2 separate regions of the Homo sapiens genome follow, and region 1 is linked to region 2. A link is a loop called in an ENCODE intact Hi-C map of the cell type or tissue named here. Cell type or tissue: OCI-LY7. All regions are shown on one strand. Each heading gives the region's core, and the rest is flanking DNA. Links, peaks and the distances in the headings are about the cores only.

Region 1 (6,590 bases), core at 1,025-6,024, 91 kb after region 2:
CCTGCTGCCTGAGGTCTGTCTCCCTGTGATCTCTGTCCACTGGGAATTGGTACAAACTGATGGCTAACAGGCTTGGGAATTAGACAGACCTTAGTTTTAATTGCAACAGGACTTAATAACCATGCGGCCTTGAACATGACCACACCTCTGAGTCTCAGTTTCATCATCTGCTAGAGAGAGATGGTATGTGCCCTGCAATATATGCAACATAGAGCAAGCGCCTAGTACAACATCTCAACAGAGTAGGCCCTCAAAAACTGGTTATTTTCACCAACAGTCATAATTCTATTTCCTCTGTGCTAAAAGAGCCTTTCAGAAATTTGCGTATTCCTATTATAAGCAACCTTTCCTCTGCAAGTCTTCCGTTTTCTAGTTCCGCCAACCTCCACTTTAATGATTAACTCCCCTTACTATTCTGGCCCTTTCTTTAGATCACACTCCAGGTTGATACTACACATCAAAGTGAAGTATTCAGAACCAAACATAACAAGAAAGAGAGGTCTGCCCAGCACAAGGCAGGGCAATATCATGAGCTTCCCTTGTTTTGAACATCACACTTGTAACAACAAGCTCAAGAGAAAGGCTGCCATCATGAAAAGAAACAGTAAAGACAAATTTTTCCCCTCAATTCATACGCTGAAACCTAATCACTAGTGTAATAGTATTAGGAGGTTGGGTCTTTGGGAGGTGAGTAGGTCACAAGTGGGCTCTGCCCTCATAAATGGGGTTATTACACTTATAAAAGAGGCCCCAGGCCAAAGTACAATGGCTCATGCCTGTAATCCCAGGGCTTTGGGAAGCTAAGGTGGGAGGATCACTTGAAGCCAGGAGTTGGAGACTGGCCTGGGCAATACAGCAAGACTCCATTACTACAAAAAAATATTCAAAAATTAGCCAGGTGCGATGGCTCACATGCGTAGTCCTAGCTACTCAGGAGGCTGAGGTGGGAGGATCACTTGAGCCCAAGAGTTCAAGGTTACAGTGAGGTATGATCAAGCCACTGCACTCCAGCCCAGGTAAAAGAATGAGACCCTATCTCTTTAAAAAAGAAAAAGAAACAGAAAAGAAAAGAAAGAAAAGAGGCTCCAGAGGCCTTTCCCCTTTCTCCCGTTCCACCACGTGAGGACACAGCAAGAAAGAGCCATTCTATGAACCAGAAAGTGGGCCCTCATCAAACACCAAATCTGCTGGTGCCTTGATCTTTTTTTTCTTTATTTTTACTCTCCAGAACTCTAGCTCTATGATGCCTTGATCTTGAACTTCCCAACCTCCAGAACTGCAAGAAATAAATTTCTGTTCTCTCTAAGCCACTCAATTTATGGTATTTTGTCACAGCAGCTCAAACAGACTGAGAGAGCCTTGCATTATTGACTGGTATAAGCACAACCTCATGGGTTACAAAGTAGAGACCACAAAGGTTTATACTAGTGGTACTGTTAAAGTCCAAAGTGCTAAGAATAAGTTTTCATTGTGCTGCTTTGACTATGACCGCTCCTAGAACTGTAGATTTCCCCTCAAGATGGTCTCAACCTCAGAAGCCTAGACACCTTAATACCTGGTATCCTCTTGTTGATGTCAACACTGCTCAAGCAAGAAAATAAATTTTTGAGGTTCCCTCCATCATCTTAAGTGTAAAAAAAAAATATTTTTTTAACTGTAAAAGAACCCCTCTCTCCCGCAGCCTCCTGCCTGTACCTTTACCACAAGGCATATGTGTGAGAAAGGCAGGAGATGGAAGAAGGAGGTTCTACTATCTCTGCTGGGCTCCTGAACTGGAAACAATGAAATGAGTGTGGTAGAAAAGATACCAAGGGTCTAAAAAACATGATTAATCTCAAGCTGTGTCTTCCAAAGAGGATCAATACTTAAAGCGCTCTGAATCCTCAGCCACACATACTCAAATTAAGTACAAAACTGCATACCAAAAGCTAGCCAATTATTTTGGATTATCTGTGCCTACTACATTTCCTGTTCGCCAGGGCAGAAAATGAAACTGACTATAATTTCTATTTGATGCAATACTTGGGTACCAGAACTATGTATGAAAATGGTAGGAGGCGATCATGCGTAGAGTTACAGAACAGACAGCATCTATACCTTAAATATTCAAGGAAATCTGAATTTTTTTTAATAGTTCACTCTTGATGAAACACAACACTGAAAGAGAAAAGCAAATCCTTTAAAAAGCAACAACAATTCATTATGCCTCTCCTGTATATAATTCATTTGATCCTGTAACAGCTCTGCAAGGCAGGCAAAAGAGATTAATGATACAACATGTAAAGTTACTCTATAAATGGCAAAACATGACCCAAACATACACAGATTGACATTAGAATACCCATATTAGAGGTGATAAAATGAAGACTCAGAAAAGTTACTGTGATCTGCCTAAGACTGGCATTTTTCATTCCTAGCCCCAGGTTTTCCTACCATAACACAATGCCACCTCTCCATCACTCTGCTCCAGTAGCTACTTCAACAGACACCAGATAAGCAATGCTCGCCACAAAGGCTGCAAATACACAGGACGTGGGCCCTGAGCTTGAATCAGCTAGCCTATCAGATCCATTCCATTCCAGAACCCTTCGGTGTGCGTTTAAATCCTGGTTCTACACTTACTCGTTGTTTGACCATGGGCAAGTTACTTAATGATTCTGTGTCTCAGTTGCCTCATCTGCAAAAAGGGGCAATAATAGTACCTTCTTCGGAGGATTGGCGTACAGATTAAATGGATTAAAGGAGTTAACACAACATAAAGCCCATAGGATAGTGCCTGACTCTTAAAGGTACTATCCTAACAGTTCTACCTATATTTTACCACAGTATAATATACAGAGAGCCCTTACTAAAATAGTACACTATTCTACTCTACGTGCTCAGTAAATAGTAGCAATTATTAAATTAAGATGTAAGGGAGGCTGGGCATGGTGGCTCACATCTGTAACACCAGAACTTTGGGAGGCTGAGGTCGGCCGATCACCTGAGGTCGGGAGTTAAAGACCAGCCTGACCAACATGGATAAACCCCGTCTCTACTAAAAATACAAAATTAGCTGGGCGTGGTGGCGCATGCCTGTAATCCCAGCTACTCGGAAGGCTAAGGCAGGAAAATCGCTTGAACCCAGGAGGAAGAGGCTGCGGTGAGCCGAGATCACACCACTGCACTCCAGCCTGGGCAACAAGAACGAAACTCCATTTCAAAAAAACAAACAAAAAAAAGATGTAAGGGAAACTGTATACTCTTTTGGAACACTCATAACTTTATATATTTTACTTTATACTGTGTCCCAAATAAAAAAAAACTCTTGGGGTTGTAGAAAGCAGAGACTTTCTTCATTTTGGCATCTAACACAAACAGTAATGTATTCTATCCTATTAGGATCATGGCTGAGAAGATGTGCAAAGCCCTCCGCACATGGAGAAATGATGACCCCCAATGGCTGAACACAGGCATTTGCACCACCCACTCTCTCCACCTCACAAGGGGCACATCACAGCTTCCCTGGTTCTGCTGCTACACTGCTCAGACACTTGCACATTCTGCTTTTCTTAGGATCTTGGTGTGGTTGCTGTTAGAATTATGTTATATTTGCTCAATAGATATTAAAGATGTCATGTAGGGCTGGGGGAATTTAGATAACAGAAGTTTTAGGAGTTGACAGTCATAGGAGAATCAGGAGTGATTTCAGCTCAGGCCACATGGCCCATTAATAGTGGGCAGAACAGTGAGAAAGGGCTTGGAGCAAGTATAGTCTATCTTTCCAAGACGAGCTGGCTACTGGGAAGGATATTTACATTGGTGTGATTATTCCAGAAAGCAAATACCCCACAGCTCTACCAATTCTATGCTGTGGCATATCTGAGACACACCTCTAAGCTGTTGTGTTGATTCATGCACATGTCCTAGTCCACTGCAAAAGTTTTGGTGACATATCAGAGAATATCCCCAATTATCTGGAAACACTATTAAAATACTTCTATTTTTTCTAATTACATATCTGTGTGAGGCTGTATTTTCTTCATTTGTTTCAATCAAAACGATGTTATCAAAACAGGCTGAATGCAGAAGCACATGAGTTGTCTTCTAATAAGACAGACTTCAAAGAAATTGGCAAAGATGTAAAGCAATGCCACTCTTCTCACTACATTTATATCTTAAATAGTTGCTTTTCATTTTTCCGTTCCCTTATCTATAAATAGGGAATAAGAATTGTACAACCTTGAAAGATACACCTTCCATAGTGGCTCTGGGCTTTGTCACATGGCTTGCTTTGGCCAGTGGAACATTAGTAAGTACAATGCAAGCAGAAGCTTGAAAAATGCTAGAGCACTAGGGCTTATCCTCTTTCTTCTTTTGAAATCTAGTTGCTGGCCGGGTGCAGTGGCTCATGCCTGTAATCCCAGCACTTTGGGAGGCCGAGGCAGGCGGATAACAAGGTCAGGAGATCGAGACCATCCTGGCTACCATGGTGAAACCCCGTCTCTACCAAAAACACAAAAAATTAGCCGGGTGGTGGCAGGCACCTGTAGTCCCAGCTACTCGGGAGGCCGAGGGAGGGGAATGGCATGAACCCGGGAGGCAGAGCTTGCAGTGAGCAGAGATCGTGCCACTGCTCCAGCCTGGGTGACAGAGTGAGACTCGGTAAGAAAGACAAGAAAGACAAGAAAGACAAGAAAGACAGAAAGAAAGAAAGACAGAAAGAAAGAAAGACAGACAGAAAGAAAGAAAGAAAGAAAGAAAGAAAGAAAGAAAGAAAGAAAGAAAGAAAGAAATCCAGTTGCTACATAAAAAAGTCCAGGTTAGCCTGATGGACACATGTGGCCCAGGAAACAGCCAGTCTTTCTAGTGAGGCTTGGACCATTCAGCCCAGTTACAAGATGACTGTAGCCACGACCCCAGGTAAGGCCTACATAAGAACAGCCCAGCTGAACCCAGCCCAAATATCTGGTCCACAGAACTGTAAATTATTACTGTTTTTTTTTAATTAATTTATTTTTTGAGGCGGAGTTTCGCTCATGTTGCCCAGGCTGGAGTGCAATGGCGCAATCTTGGCTCACTGCAACCTCCGCCTCCCAGGTTCAAGTGATTCTCCTGCCTCAGCCTCCCGAGTAGTTGGGATTACAGGCATGCACCACCACGCCCAGCTGATTTTGTATTTTTACTAGAAACGGGTTTCTCCATGTTGGTCAGGCTGGTCTCAAACTCCCAACCTCAGGTGATCCACCTGCCTCGGCCTCCCAAAGTGCTAGGATTACAGGCGTGAGCCACCGTGCCCAGCCAAATTATTGTTTTAAGCCACTAAATTTCAGGGTAGTTTTTAATGCAGCAATAACTAATACACAAAATATCCAAGTCCTATAGTAATATCCACATTTTTACCAAGTGGCCATTTGTTTGAAAAAAAGCATTTTTAAGGCCAGGCACAGTGGCTCACGCCTGTAATCCCAGCACTTTGAGAGGCCAGGGCAGGCAGGTCAGGAGTTCAAGACCAGCCTGGCCAACACAGTGAAACCCCGTCTCTACTAAAAATATAAAAATTAGCCAGGCATGGTGGCACATGCCTGTAGTCCCAGCTACTCGGGAGTCTGAGGCAAGAGAATCACTTGAACCCAGGAGGCGGAGGTTGTGGTGAGCTGAGACTGCGCCATTGCACTCCAGCCTGGGCATCAGAGCGAGACTCCATCTCAAAAAAAAAAAAAAAAGCATTTTTTAAAAACAATGTAGAAATAGTATTTTTTAAATTGTTTAAACTTAAATAACACTTGGTGTTGTTTATGTTTTTTTACATATACGCATATTAGACCAGTTCTCAAAGCACGGTCTGCAGATGCCTGAGAGTCTCCAAGGTCAAACTATTTTTATAATAATATTATTTTTCATTTTTCAAAGTGTTGACATTTGTATGGATGGTACAAATGCAGTGATAAAATTGCTGGCAGCTAGGTGCAGTGGCTCATGCCTGTAATCTCAGCATTTTGGGAGGCCAAGGCAGGCGGACCACCTGAGGTCAGGAGTTCAAGACCAGCCTGGCCAACATGGTGAAATCCCATCTCTACTAAAAATACAAAAATTAGCCAAACGTTGTAGCAGGCGGCTGTAATCCCAACTAATCGGGTGGCTGAGGCAGGAGAATTGCTTGAAACTGGGAGGCGGAGGTTGTAGTCAGCCAAGATCGTGCCATTGCACTCCCGTCTGGGCGATAATAGCGAGATTCCCACTCAAAAAAAAAAAAATTAAAATTAAATAAATAAATTGCTGGCACCTTAGTATGAATCAATGCAGTGGCACCAAACTGTACTAAAATATTGTATTCTTTGTCATATACCCATAGTTCGAAAAGAAGCCAGTTTCAATTAAGAATTTCCTTGATAAACCAGTAAAATATATTAATTTTATTACATTTCTGAGTACGTTTTTAATACTCTGTGTGACTAAATAGGAAGTAGCATAATGTACTTCTACAATACCAAAGTTTGATAGCTGTCTCGAGGAAAAGCACCTGTATGACTGAATTATGAGCTCAATTAGCCATTTTTTTCTTTTTCTTTTTCTTTTGAGATGGAGTCTCACTCTCCTCCCGGGTTCAA
Region 2 (6,590 bases), core at 951-5,950:
AAGAATTCCGTCCTTCTTTTTTTTTTTTTTTTTTTTTTTTTGACATGGAGTCTCACTCTATCACCCAGGCTGGAGGGCAGTGGCACAATCTCAGCTCACTGCAACCTCCGCCTCCCGGGTTCAAGCGATTCTCCTGCCTCAGCCTCCTGAGTAGCTGGGATTACAGGCACGCACCATCACGCCTGGCTAATTTTTTACATTTTTGGAAGCAACAGGATTTCACCATATTAGCCAGGCTGGTCTCGAACTCCTGACCTCAAGTGGTCTACCCACCTCAGCCTCCCAAAGTGCTGGGATTGCAGATGTGAGCCACCGCACCCAGCCAGAACTCCATACTTCTATATCTGAGTCCTTGTGGACAAACTGTAACCTAGCTTAACAGGCTGACAAGATTGAAAACCTAACTTAGGAGTATGTGCCTGTAACAACAGCTGAGTTTTGTCCAATCCCAGCGGCATACTTCAACCACTCATAGACCACTAAGTGTTTAAACTGTGTTCAAATAAGGCAAACGCCAAACTGTGAGCAATCAACTGTTTCTGTACCTCACTTTCGATTTCTGTACGTCACTTCCCTTTTGTTGTCTATAAATTTGTTCTGACCAGGAGGCATCCCTGGAGTCTCTCCAAATCTGCTGTGATTCTGGGAGCTGCACGATTCTCGAATCGTTCATTGCTCAATTAAATTCCTTTACATTTAATTCAGCTGAAGTTTTTCTTTTAACACTATGTAGCTTGGAAAGTCACTTTCCTTCCCAGAGCCTGTTTTCTCATCTGTAAAGTGGTCCTAATAACCTCTGTCTCAGAGGGTTCTTGAGAGGATTACATGGCATGGGGAAGCTCCTTGCACAAGATCTAACTCTGAGTATGCAATTTCTCTCCCTGGTCAGATGAACTTTTGACAAAGGGCTGCCTCCAGACATGGCTGCCAGGTTGGGCCTTGTTCTATTTCTCCATGGGAATGGCTCTGCCTTCCTGTGTCCTCAGCTCAGCAGGAGCTGCCCAGGAGGTTGGCCGGCAAACAATGCCACAGCCTCCTCCCTCCCCGCCTCCGCCCCTTACCCAAAAAAGGGTTCCAAATGCCTTCTATAGCTTCTTTCCTGGGCAGAGAGGGAGGGTGGGAGTAATGAGAATAAGAGAGGAGACTGACAGAGTTGGTCTCTGCCATGGGCTTCATCATGGATATATCACCTTCTACAGTGCACTGAATGATGGCCCCAGTATCAGGGTCTAATTCCCAGATTAGACTGTGCACTTACCTTATACAGCAAAATAGACTCTGCAGATGTGGATAAATTGAAAATGAGATAGATGATCCTCGATTATCTGGGGGCAGGGGATAAATACAGTCACAAGTGTCCTCATAAGACAGAGGTAGGGGGAGATGTAACACAGGCAGAGGAAATGGTAGTGTGGCCACAGAAGCAGAGATTGGAGAGATGTGGCCCCAAGCCAGGAACACAGGCAGTCGCCAGGTTCTGGAAGCCACGAGGAAAGGAATCTCCCTTAGAGCCTGTGGAGAGAGCATGGCTCCACCAGCACCTCCGTTTCCACCCGGTGAGACTGATTTGAGGCTTCTGGCCTCCAGAACTACAAGAGAATAAATTTCGGTTGTTTGAAGCCACCAGCTCTGTGGCCATTTGTTACAGCAGCCACAGGAAACTGATACACTCACCCTTCCTGAGTCCACATAAAAGCTCTGTGATCCCAAACTCATAAACCCCAAGGACTAAATAAACCTTCCTGTTAAATCATGAAGAAAGGGACTCACTCTGGGATTACCCACAGTTATTTGACATCATATGTCACCTTCTGAATGCCAGAGGGGCCAGTACAGGATCCAGCACAACCTTGGTGTTCTTGGAGAAGGGTCAGGAAATCCCAAAAGTACTTCACCAGCCCCAGAACCCTGTGCCTGGCACAGCTTAGCTGTGCTCATTTATATGCGGGGCAATATGTTTACTTTTGTTTGAGAAAAAAAAAGGGTCCAGATTCTTTAAAAAAGGACAAAAAAAGGTTTTGTCATGGTCCCAAAGAATGCAGTTTTCGGAAATGAAACAGCAGCAGAATGAATTGCAAAGGCTACTGGGCTAGTCTAATGTCTTCCTATATAGGCCAAGAAACCAATGCCCAGAGAGGGGAAGGAAGGGACTTACCCAAGGACACACAGCCAGTCAGCCAAGATGAAGCTGTAACTTGAAACTTCCAGCTCCTCCCACCCTGACACACACACACACACACACACACACTCACTCACTTGGATTCCGAGTACTCCTCAGTTTGCTAACTTTCATCCTCAAGAAGTTTGTTGCATTAGTTTCCAAGGGCTGCTGCAACAAATTACCACAAACTGGGTGGCTTAGAACAACATCAATGTATTGTCCCGTATCTCTGGAGGCCCAAAGTCCAAAATTAAGGTGTCAGCTAGCCATGGTCTCTCCAGGGGAGAAATCCTTCCTTGCCTCTTCTAATTGCTGGTGGTTCCTGGCAATCCCCGCCATTCTGGGACTTATGAGTGCCTTCACATGGCCTTCCCCTCTGCATGTCTCTCTGGGTCTCTGTCTCCTCGTCTTATAAGGACACCCATCATTGGATTAGGGCCCACTAGCATGACCTCATCTTTACTTGATTACATCTGCAAAGACCCTGTATTGCATTCACAGGTTCTGGGTGGACAAGTGTTAGGGAGGGATGCTATTCAACCCAGTATACATCTATTTATGCTCTTTATCTAGACAGATGAGGATCAGGGGTTTGAAAGCCCAGCAATAGCCTAATAATTAAACATCTGAAGGCTTTTCTCTGTGCCCCTCTCTGTCCTCTGTATGGTAGTAACCTATGGCCAGTTCTTTGGCCCTATCTAGCCTGTGCATTTTTTGCAGGCAAACACTGTGTCTCCAGCCCCCTAACATAGCCCAGACACAAAGGAGGAACTTGGAAGCATTTGCTGAACAAATGAATGAAATGAGACATTTGGAAGCACAGCCCAAAGAATGTAATTTCCAGAAGTGAAACAGCAGCTAAATGAATTGTAGCAATGTTGGCGCTCACTTCTCATACTCTTGTAGCCTCCTGCTTTCACAGTGGGCAACTGACTTGCTGGGAGTCCAGCAAATTTCCGGGGAATCTCCCTGTGGGAGTCAGGAACAAAGCTGGCATTTGGCAACTGGCCAGCAGGGGGCAGGATGGTCTCAGGGACAGAGCCCCAGAGGCTGGAGCTTGGCTCCACTTACCCAGCAAGCAAACCCTCCCAGAATCAGAGCGTTTCTGATTGCAAGGACTCTGCAACCTACTCTGACTCCTCTTTGTTCTTCTTTTATTTTCCCTTTTTTTTCTCATTAGGTCAGTACCAATGAGTCTTCTTTGAACAGATAAAGAAAGTGAGGCCCAGACAGGGGAAGGGACTCTCCCAAGCTCAGAGAGAGTTGGGATCCATAACTCCAGACCCCATTCCCTGGGCCAATTCTAGTACTGCCTGCAGGCTTCGGTCTCCCTGGGACCAACTCTAAACAAACAAAAAATAAAAGAGCTTATCAATGAAACTTGGGTCTTTTTAAAGGGGCTGCCCCCTGACTCAACTAAATATACACAATGTATATGCTCCGACCTGAGGATGCCACTTCCAGAAATGTAGCTTACATGCACACAAGGATGTTCATTGTGGCGGTGTTGATAGTAGAGAAAAACTGGAAGCAACATAAAAATTGGAAACAACCACTACAGGACTGCTTTAATAAATGATGACACAGCCAGGCCCAGTGGCTCATGCCTGCAATCTCAACACTTTGGGAGGCCAAGGCAGGTGGATCACTTGAGGTTAGGAGTTCAAGACTAGCCTGGCCAACCTGGTGAAACCTCATCTCTACTAAAAATACAAAAATTAGCCGGGCGTGGTGGCGGCGACCTGTAATCCCAGCTACTCAGGAGTCTAAGGCTGGAGAATCGCTTGAACCCAGGAGGCAGAGGTTGCAGTGAGCCAAGGTCACACCATTGCACTTCAGCCAGGGCAACAGAGTGAGACTCTGTCTCAATAAATAAATAAATAATGACATATCTGTTTTGTGGAATACTGTATAATCATTAAAAATAAATTTTTAGAAGAATATGTATAAAGAAAAAAATTATGCTAGAAAACTGAGGAAATAATACATATTGTACATTCCTAATATTTTAAAATTCCTTGTGCATATAAAATATAATTTGTGGTTCCAGAGGTACTCACTATTTAGTACTAATTTTCTATATATGTATTTTTTAAAATTAGACCTTACAATATTAAAATAAATATATTAATTTTAAATTAAATATATACATAGTTTTATATACACACACACGCACACACATGCACATGCACGCACACACGCACACACACACGCTTAGACCTTAGACCTGGGTAAGTGTGGTCCATGCCTTAGATCCCACAATTCAAAGTGTTCGGCATTTCATAAACACACATAGGCAAATAGTTATTATGAAGACAGTCACTTCTGTTACTTGCGACCTGGTGTTCAGTGCTGCATAGCGTAACCCTAAACATTAACTTGGGACTAACATCATCAAGACCCAGGAGATGTGTCTCCAGGTCTTGTCCTCTGTCTTTGAGACAAAAGGGACTGAATCCCAATGCCACAACACCACGTGGGCTGTGCTGTGGCTGACATCAGAGATGGACGACGCTTCAGAGTACAGGGAAAATTTGAGCAGTGGACGTGCTTAAGCATGTAAGAGAATAGACAAATTAATTTGTCAAACACTTCCTCTCAGGTAGCGTGGAATGCAACATTTTCTTACATAACAAAGTATAGTCTCCCAGCAGTGCCAAGTGTCCATTTCCTTGCTTTTCTTCATGTTCTAATTCATGGTTCCAGAGGAACCTAACAGCTGAAGACTATTCTGCAATAGCAAACGATTCATTGCACTCTTAAATTTCCCTGCGTGTAGGTCCAGACATAATATGTATGAAGTATATCAGTTCTTTACATTGACAACTATAGACCCTGGATCCTGGCCATTCAAATAGCATAGAGTTTTGCTATTTTTAATACCTAATGGAATGTAATCAAACGTTTTTAAAAAATTTTAATGTCTGCTTTACAGAAATAATTTTCATCTAAATTTTTAAGATTTACTCATTGTAATTTGAGTTTTGCCTTTTGGTCTTGACAGATAATTTTGAATGTTTCAGAAGAAAATCTTTCTTAGAAAAAATGATTTAAATATTAAATATTTAAACATATGGTATGTGGAACTCCAATTGTACCCTTGCCCTGGGCCCTTCAAATGTAAGATCTAGGCCTGTGTTTAGAACACAGATTCTAATAGAAAATACACCAGAATGTCAAAGGAAGTTGACTCTAGATTATTGGATTGCTGTGATTTTTATTTTATTCTTTTGGATTTTTGTCTATGTTTCTAGATTTTCTAGTATTTATCTAGTCATAAAAAAATGATAAATATATATTTTCAAGTGTCGCATCAGCCCCCAGCCTCCTCCCGACGTGAAATGACTTTCTACCCTCAACCAGGGTCCTGGGACAGGTATCTAATTCTGCCCTCATCCCCATGACCACTCCAGACTTTCAGCAGGAGGGACCCCAGGGGTAGCTCCTCCCTTGGCCCACACTGAGCACTTCCCCCCTTAGCTGGCACCACAAGGCTTCAAGGCTTCACATAATGAGGTACAGAAAGCGGGCCCTCGATGCTCTGTGGATCACGCTCTAAACAAACAGTATTCTCAGCCTTGGGTTTCCCACCCTCCTGCCCCACCCCCGCGAGCATTTAACTTAGTGCTGCTTTCAGGACTAGGTAGAAACTGGCCGCCCTCCCTGGAGTCTGTGCTGACCTCACATCGTCCACAACAGGGTAGAAATGCCCCACCAGCTGACCTTTCAGAAGCCTCCTCTGGAGGCTAATCGGGCACACTGGGTGGGGGAAGGTGCCGTCATGGTTCCACGGACTGGTTCTGAGGCCTAGCAAATGGAATTTTCCCACATAGGGAACCCACAATGAAGGGGAAAACTGCATGTGTCCCTTTGTGAAAAACTAGTAGGAACAAAGATGGAGAAGGCAGGACGTTCTCCCTGGCTCCCATTCAGGCCCAGCAGTGCTCTGCAAGGAGTGTAACCTGACACCTGGAGCTTCCCCTGCCTATCCCACCCCAAGCACCACTCCCACCCATCCCAGTCTGGCAGTGAGTGGCACTCACCAAGGGAGAGTTGCATTCCCTTGGCAGACCATATATCCAGAAGGAAGCCCTTCCTGCAATTGGGAGAGGGGGACTTGGCCACCATGGGGGACCCAACAGAGTCCCTGAAGGTTGAAGCCAGGAAGGCCTCAGAGCTAGAATCAATCCCCCTGTTCACACCAGAGACACAGAAAGCACAACTGACTGGCCCCAGGTCCCAGAGCAATCATGTGACCATGTAAACCAAGAATTTTCTCTTCTGGCACCCCATACAGCCTGGAACTCTCCCTCACATCTGACATTTTAAATTGAACATAGGATACCTGCCACAGTCTTCAAGGAGACATACTTAGACCTCAGGAGTTTTTGGAAAAGTGTCTCCACCCAGAAGCCTGCACTGAGCTGCA

The links. Hi-C counts contacts between places; a loop is a spot of excess contacts. Peaks named below come from ENCODE experiments on the same cell type or tissue, not always from the same donor. Only the 100,000 strongest peaks of a DNase experiment are listed, where the experiment ranks them.
Region 1: a loop joins it to region 2, with 6 times the contacts of the local background. A loop is called at or near these places in 30 of 110 quality-filtered maps.

Annotation. Positions count from the first base shown.
Region 1 is chr9:36,634,914-36,641,503 of GRCh38, reverse strand. The region is part of intron 10 of MELK (maternal embryonic leucine zipper kinase); the gene reads right to left. Among named protein-coding and RNA genes, the nearest start is that of MELK, 65 kb to the right of the region's middle. In OCI-LY7, for the core only: a CTCF peak has its summit at 3,413; DNase peaks (open chromatin) are centred at 2,033 and 3,443; H3K4me3 peaks cover 321 bases; H3K27ac peaks cover 1,255 bases.
Region 2 is chr9:36,725,686-36,732,275 of GRCh38, reverse strand. No RefSeq gene overlaps it. Among named protein-coding and RNA genes, the nearest start is that of MIR4475, 95 kb to the left of the region's middle. RefSeq lists an enhancer at 5,841-6,342. In OCI-LY7, for the core only: a CTCF peak has its summit at 3,152 (motif pointing right); a DNase peak (open chromatin) is centred at 3,195; H3K27ac peaks cover 399 bases.